3 separate regions of the Homo sapiens genome follow, and all the other regions are linked to region 2. A link is an interaction called in ENCODE POLR2A ChIA-PET data of the cell type or tissue named here. Cell type or tissue: HepG2. All regions are shown on one strand.

The links. ChIA-PET counts read pairs that join two places held together with the same protein. Peaks named below come from ENCODE experiments on the same cell type or tissue, not always from the same donor. Only the 100,000 strongest peaks of a DNase experiment are listed, where the experiment ranks them.
Region 1: POLR2A ChIA-PET joins it to region 2 with 5 read pairs; 6 of 35 experiments call an interaction of 5 or more read pairs at or near these places.
Region 3: POLR2A ChIA-PET joins it to region 2 with 5 read pairs; 4 of 35 experiments call an interaction of 5 or more read pairs at or near these places.

The regions. Positions count from the first base shown.
Region 1 is chr19:6,263,780-6,266,279 of GRCh38, forward strand. The region is part of intron 2 of MLLT1 (MLLT1 super elongation complex subunit); the gene reads right to left. Among named protein-coding and RNA genes, the nearest start is that of MLLT1, 15 kb to the right of the region's middle. RefSeq lists an enhancer at 1-254. In HepG2, no CTCF peak of the experiment used is centred here; no DNase peak of the experiment used is centred here.
Region 2 is chr19:6,475,464-6,477,963 of GRCh38, forward strand. It overlaps DENND1C (DENN domain containing 1C), which reads right to left. Exons shown (of 23, transcript NM_024898.4): 7 at 1,915-1,995; 8 at 1,755-1,820; 9 at 1,611-1,664; 10 at 1,394-1,504; 11 at 374-474; 12 at 243-288; 13 at 21-122. Among named protein-coding and RNA genes, the nearest start is that of DENND1C, 5.1 kb to the right of the region's middle. RefSeq lists an enhancer at 132-871. In HepG2, no CTCF peak of the experiment used is centred here; DNase peaks (open chromatin) are centred at 878 and 1,228.
Region 3 is chr19:5,898,011-5,900,510 of GRCh38, forward strand. The region is part of intron 1 of NDUFA11 (NADH:ubiquinone oxidoreductase subunit A11); the gene reads right to left. Among named protein-coding and RNA genes, the nearest start is that of NDUFA11, 4.5 kb to the right of the region's middle. In HepG2, no CTCF peak of the experiment used is centred here; no DNase peak of the experiment used is centred here.

The DNA of each region.
Region 1 (2,500 bases), 210 kb before region 2:
GGGCAAGGGGCAGGACAAGGAGGCGACGGCTCAGAGTCTGCCATGGGGGCGCCGCAGGGCAGGGACAGCCACTGGTGCCAGAAGGCTGAAGGTCCTGGACTGGCTGAGCGGAGGGCAGGAGTGAGGATGAAAGCTGGGGGAGGGAAAGGGAGCACGGTGGGGGAGGAGGGTGGGAGCAGGGGAGCGACTGCCACTGCGGGGCCTGAGCTTCTCCCTGGGGTGACAGCAATGTTCTGGAATTAGACAGCAGTGATGGAATCAGTGGTCATGGCCGCACAACTATGTGAATATACTGAAAACGCTAACTGTACACATTACAAGAGTGAATTTTATGATGTGTAAATTACATCTCCATAAAGCGGTTATTAAAAAAAAACAAAAGGGCAAACTGAAAGGCTGTGTTGGGCACAGGAGCCCTGGGATCCCTCCCTCCTGCCCATCCTCCTTCCCGCCCATTCCCCCTCCACCCCTCCCCACCCCAGGAAGTTTCAGGTTTCCCTCTGGAGAAATTGAGATGGTTCTGTGTCTCAAGGAGCCAACTATCAGGGGGAAGCTGAAACTTGCAGCGTGGAAACCAGACCCCGAGGAAGGCCTTACTCATTAGGAAATCAGGAGGCCCGTGAGCCTTCAGGCCTGTGGATAGGCAGAACCCACCCTCCCATCACATAACGCTCAGGAGCTCCCACCAGGAGGAAAGAGCCCGAGCAAACAAATAATTTGGAGACCACAGAGAGTTTGACAAAAAGAAAGAAAAAAAATAAAAACCAAGAGTCAATGTCCTCAGATTCAAGGAGATATATATCCAACAAATAAAAATAAGATACTTCTAAAAGGGGAAATTACAGCCAGGCACCACAGCTCACACCTGTAATCCTAGGCACTCTGGGAGGCCGAGGTGGGAGGATCACTTGACACCAGGAGTTCAAGGCCAACCTGGATGACATTCTCTACTAAAAATACAAAAAATTAGCCAGGCGTGGTGGTGCGCACCTGTAATCCCAGCTACTTGGGAGGCTGAGGCACGAGAATCACTTGCACCCAGGCGGTGGAGGTTGCAGTGAGCCAAGATAGTGCCACTGCCCTCCAGCCTAGGTGACTGAGCGAAACTCTGTTAAAAAAAAAAAAAAAAAAAAATGAGGATCCCAGAAAGAAAAAAAGAGAGGAAATAAACAGATGGAAGGAAACTGTCAAATAAATAGAAGGAAACTTTCAGAGCTAAAATGAAAGACACTCAAATGTCACAAAACATAGTGAACAGCAAAAAAAAAACAAAAAAACAAAAAAACAAAAAAAAACATGATGTCATAAAGCAAGCGTCCTAAAAACATAAAAACATCCTAAATGTTTCCACAGAAAAAAACAGGTCACATATAATGGGATGAGGACCGAATGGCATCAGACTTTCCAGAAGATACTAACACAACGCCTTCATAGCACTAAGTGATATATACTCCCAAAATGTTTGGGAGCAGGAGTGTTGTGAATTTGGGATTTTTCAGACTTTGGAATATTCGCATTCCTCTGGTTCAGCATCCCAAAAATCCAAAATCTAAAATGCTCCAGTGAGCATTTTCTGAGCATCATGTCAGCACTCAAAAAGTTTTGGATCGGCTGGGTGCAGTGGCTCCCGCCTGTAATCCCAGTACTTTGGGAGGCTGAGGAAGGCGAATCACCTGAAGTCAGGAGTTCAAGACCAGCCTGACCAACATGGAGAAACCCCATCTCTAATAAAAATACAAAATTAGCAAGGTGAGGTGGTGCACGCCTGTAATCCCAGCTACTCGGGAGGCTGAGGCAGGGGAATAGCTTGAACCTGGGAGGCGGAGGTTGCAGTGAGCCAAGATCGCGCCATTGCACTCCAGCCTGGGCAACAAGAGTGAAACTCTGTTTCAACAACAACAACAAAAGTTTTGGATCTTGGCCAGGTGCAATGGCTCATGCCTGTAATCTCAGCACTTTGGGAGGCTGCAGCAGGCGGATCACGAGGTTAACAGATTGAGGCCATCCTGACCAACATGGTGAAACCCTGTCTCTACTAAAAATACAAAAATTAGCCAAGGGTGGTGGTGGGGGCTTGTAGTCCTAGCTACTCAGGAGGCTGAGGCAGGAGAATCGCTTGAACCCGGGAGGCGGAGGTTGCAGTGAGCCGAGAACGCGCCACTGCACTCCAGCCTGGGCGACAGAGTGAGACTCTGTTTCAAAAAAAGTTTTGGATCTTAAGCCGGGCATGGTGGCTCACGCCGGTAATCCCAGCATTTTGGGAGGCCAAGGCGGGAAGATTTTAAGCCCAAGAGTTCAAGACCAACTTGGGCAACATGGTGAAATCCCGTCTCTGCAAAAAATAAAAAAGTTAGCTGGGTATGGTGGCGGGCCAGTAGTCTCAGCTACTTGGGAGGCTGAGGCAGGAGGACTGCTTCAGCCCAAAGGTCAAGGCTGCAGTAAGCTGTGATCACAACACTGCACTCCAGTCTGGGTGGCAGAATGAGATTCTGTCTCCAAA
Region 2 (2,500 bases):
GTGGGAGGGGCGACACTGACCACGTCTGGAGGCAGCGCCTGCACGTCGTTAAAGGTCGTCTCCAAGGTATTGGCGTCCACGTTCAGCACCACGACGTCCTCCAGGGCTTTTTCTCGTACTCTCTGCGGAAAAGCGGGGTCGGCCGCTCAGAGCCCGGGAGTCCTTGGCAGAGGAGGGCATCTGGGGATGTAGAGGAAGGGGGAACCCTCACGTCCCCGTCGTCTGGGTAGATCCACGCTCACCTCGGCGAGACTGGCGTGCACTCCAATGAGGTAGGGCATGGGCGCGCTGCGGACCGAGGGGACGGGGTCATGCAGGCACCGCCCCCAGGGCCTGCCCACAGGCCCTGCCCCTCCCAGCTGCCCTCGCTCACCAGCAGTAGTCCAGCAGGTGTGGGGGCAGCGTGGGGATCAGCACGTGCTCCCAGCGCATGGGGTACAGGAGCGCGCAGGACGCGTGGACGCACGAGGTCAGCTGGGGAGCGATGGCGGGGCGTGGAGTCAGGGCCTGGACCCTCTAGCGCGAGGTCTCTTCCAGCTGCATTTCCCACGTCCCCAGTCTCCTGTTCCCCCTCCCCATCCACTGCTGGATAATGAGTGACAACTCGAACCCCTTTAGAAATCATGTGGAGACCAGGAATTTGGCCACTTACAGTGCTTTAAGCGGGTGAAGCCAGGACTCATACCGTCCTGATCCCTCTCTGTAAGGGGCGCAGTTAATAGGCAACACCCCTGAGTCTTCCCCATGCAGGTAGAGCAAGGACTGAGCCTCCACTGACTCCACCCCGAAAGAGGTGGAGCTATGACGTAGACCGCCCTTGTCCCGCCCCTAGGGGTGGATCCAAGACGTAACCCCACCCAAAGAGGTGGAGCCGGAAGGCAATCATTTGGCCCCGCCCCTAGGGGTGGAGCCAGTCTCCACGTCTGCCTTTGACCCTGGGTTTCAGGGTCCCTGGGAGTATGGGTCTCTAGTTTTTTGCGCCCCTTGTTATCTGAGTCCCTGTGTTCCTAGGTCCCTGGGTATTCGGGTCCCTGGGTCCTCAGATCTCTGAGTCCCTGAGTCCCTGGGTCCCTGGGTCCCTGGATTCCCACGTGTATAAGTCCCTAGTTCTCAGTGTCCCTGAGGGTCCGGAGGGGTGGAGCCAGACGTGTTGCGGCCCATAGTGGGTGGAGCCTGAGCACAGTACTCCCAAAAAGGAGGAGCTGCAGCGCAGCCCCCTCCCACGAGGGCGGGGCCAGAGTTCAACTCTCCAAGACCTTCGAAGGGGCGGGGCCAGGACTTCGCCCTCGGGTCTCGCGCAGTAGGGTTAGAGCCAGGAATCAGCCCCCTTGTCCCGCCCCCCGGGGCGGAGCCAGGCCCTGCTCCCACCCCGGCCCGGCGGACCCCGCCTCACGGTGCTGAGTTTGCTGGCGGTGAGCAGGACTCTTCTCTCGGCCAGGAGCGCCGCGAACAGCCCCACGATGTTCTCGTCAGTCACGGCCACCACCAGCTCCGTTAGGTTCCTCTGAGGATCAGAGAGTCGCTCTGGGCGTGGACGGGCCCCTGGATCTTGCATCCCCGGTCCGGGTTTCGGGACCTGTTCTCACCCCCAGAGACCCCTCCCCACTCACGTTCTCAGGGATGGATGGCAGGCGGCCGGAGTCCGGGGCCACGAAGCAGGAAAGCTGGTGGGGGTATTGGCAGGGGGATCAATCAGTCAGGAGGCTGGCCTCACCTGGACCCCCGACCTTCCAGGGTCCCCGAGCCCCGCTCACCGGCTTGCTATTCCCCCGGGTAGGGGGGGGGATACCCTGCCCGCTGGAGACCGTCACTCCGCTGCCCTGGGGAAGAGGCACGACTCTGTGGTCATGATGGCTGGGACGCAGCCTTCCCATCCACCTAAGGTCCAGCGCCCAGGGAATGGGAGCTACTCACCAGCTCAAGCCCCACTGAGGCCTGGGGCCCAGACAGGGACTGCTGAAACAGATTTTGAAGAAGTTCCTCTGCCTCGGTGACCTGGGTGGGACGTGGAGGGGCGGGGGTGGCTGAGCCAGATGTGGGGATTGGGGATTCCGAGGGCTATGACTAAGGTTGAGTGGTCTGGGAGGAGCCAAGGGCTCAGGTCAGTCCTGGGAGTTTTTTTTTTTCTTTCTTTAAAAGAAATTAATAATAATAATAATAATAATAATAGAGACAAAGTCTCCCTATGTTGCCCAGGCTGGTCTTGAACTCCTGGGCTCAAGGGATCCTGCTGCTTCGGCCTCCCAAAGGGCTACAATTACAGGCGTGAGCCACCGCGCCCGGCTTTTTAAATTTTTTAATTTAAATTTTTCCTTGTAGGCCGGGCGCGGTGGCTCGCGCCTGTAATCCCAACCCTTTGGGAGGCTGAGGCATGCGGATCACCTGAGGCCAGGAGTCCGTGTCCAGCCTGGCCAACATAGTGAAAACACGTCTCTGTTAAAAGTACAAAAAAAAAAAAAAAAATTAGCCGGGCTGGTGGGCCGCGCCTATAGTCCCAGCT
Region 3 (2,500 bases), 580 kb before region 2:
CCTCCTCGGGCCAGCCCATCCCAGAGAAAACAGAACTGCCAGGGATGGGCCACAAGGGCCCTCATCCTTCTCGGGGCCCGATGGGCTCAGTCCCGTTATCCCCTCCTTCACGGGAGGTGAAGGGACCTCCGAGATGTAAAGCAATTCTCCAGAGGTCACCCAGCACAGCGAGCCTGGACGCCAGGCAGGTCTGACCACAGCCTATGCTTCACCCACCACGACTGCCCCAGGGGAGTGGGCTCCACCCCAGTTCCCCATCCAGCTTCAAGGGACCCATGGGACATGCCAGGCCTGGCAGTGACCCCCCCCAACAGCACCCTAGCCTCAGATCCAATTCAGCTCATGTTGGTTCTGTCCCTCAAGAGCGACTGAGGGGACTCTCACATCCAGCAGTGGGGTGAGCACATATTCAGAGCAGCCCATAGGAGGGACCATCTGCTCCCCACAAGCACAGATGGGGAAACTGAGACCCAGGATGCAGAGAAAGGGACCACATATAAAGAGTACCTTGTGGATCTGGTTTCTCCTAATCCTACACCAACCCCTGGGATTCCTGCTCGACCTCAGAAAGGTGGATGGAGGACCAGGCGCAGTGGCTCACGCCTGTAATCCCAGCACTTTAAGAGGCCAAGGTGGGCGGATCATTTGAGGTTAGGAGTTTGAGACCAGCCTGACCGACATGGTGAAATCCCTTCTCTACTAAAAATACAAAAATTAGCCAGGCATGGTGGTACACATCTGTAGTCCCAGCTACTTGGGAGGCTGAGTCAGGAGAACCACTTGAACCCAGGAAGCGGAGGCTGCAGTGAGCCAAGATTGCGCCACTGCACTCCAGCCTGGGGGACAGAGTGAGACTCCGTCTCAAAATAAAAAAAAAAAAAAAAAAGAAAGAAAGGTGGATGGAGCGGAGTGCCAGGTCTGGGGGCTGTGGCAGGAAAGGGGGTTGCTACTGCATCCACGGTAAGGGACTGGAGTCCAGTACAGCCGTCCCCCCAGGACTCCCCACCTGCTCCTGGCCCAGCAGCCCCATCCTCAGTCACACTTCAGTCAGTGCACACACACACACACACACATCCCCCCCTTCCAAATTCTTTTATGTATTTACTAATTGAAAGAGAGCTGGAGTCTATGAAGATTCTTTTTTTTTTTTTTTTCTTGAGATAGAGTCTCGCTCTGTCGCCCAGGCTGGAGTGCAGTGGCGCTATCTCGGCTCACTGCAAGCCCCGCCTCCTGGGTTCACACCATTCTCCTGCCTCAGCCTCCCGAGTAGCTGGGACTACAGGCGCCCGCCACCACGCCTGGCTAATTTTTTGTATTTTTAGTAGAGACGGGGTTTCACCGTGTTAGCCAGGATGGTCTCCATCTCCTGACCTCGTGATCCGCCCGCCTCGGCCTCCCAAAAGTGCTGAGATTACAGGCGTGAGCCACCGCGCCCGGACTCTTTTTTTTTTTTTTTTTTTTTTTGAGACAGTCTTGCTCTGTTGCCCAGGCTAGAGTGCAGTGGTGCAAACTTGGCTCACTGCAACCTCTGCCTCCTTGGTTCAATTTTCCCACCTCAGCCTCCTGAGTAGCTGGGATTACAGGCGCCTGCCACCATGCCCAGCTAATTATTATTATTATTATTTTTTGTATTTTTAGTAGAGACGGGGTTTTACCATGTTGGCCAGGCTGGTCTCAAACTCCTGACCTTAGGTGATCCACCCACCTCAGCCTCCCAAAGTGCTGGGATTAAAGGCCTGAGCAACCATGCCCGGACTTGAAGATTCTTAATGGGAGGGGACTGCCAGCCCTGCCTGGGACCTGAAAAGTCCTGATCCAGGGCTGGGCCAGCCATGACAGTCTTATAACCCTCTCATCTCAAGAGGGAACCACCGACAAGACTCAGTGACGCCCCCAGAACTGTCACCGAGGGACTCCTGGGCGGAACCTCCTTACACCACCCCCACATGCCAGCTGTCCTGACCAAGGGACCCCTAGCTCATGGAGCACACCTGACACGGTGAGTGCGCCCACCATCCTCCATCCCTTCCAAAGTCCTTGAACTGGGAGTGGACGAGCTGGGACCCCCTGATTATCCCATAGAGGTCAAGGACTGCCCCACCCCAACTCTGCCCCAGCTGTCATCCAGCTGTGGTGTCCTGCCATATCCACCCCTCCAGGAGCCCCCAGCGCCCTTCAAAAGGCCCCCTTCCCTCTGAAGGGAAACTGCTGGTTTCCTCTGAGCCTCCCACAGTGACCGCCAGACCCAGTGTGAATTCATTCATTCATTCAGCTACTGCCACTCATTCATTCATTCACAAAGTTACCGAGTACCTAACAAGGTGCCACATTCACTCATTCATTCACTCACAAATGGTGCCCACAAGATGCTTCATTCATTCATTCATTCATTCATCCATAGTTATCATGTGCCCACAGGTCCTGGGCTCTGCTGAGTATAGTCTCCCCGCCGTCCAGGGTCCCCAACTCAGGGAAGCCAGCCAGGAAACAATTTATCTCC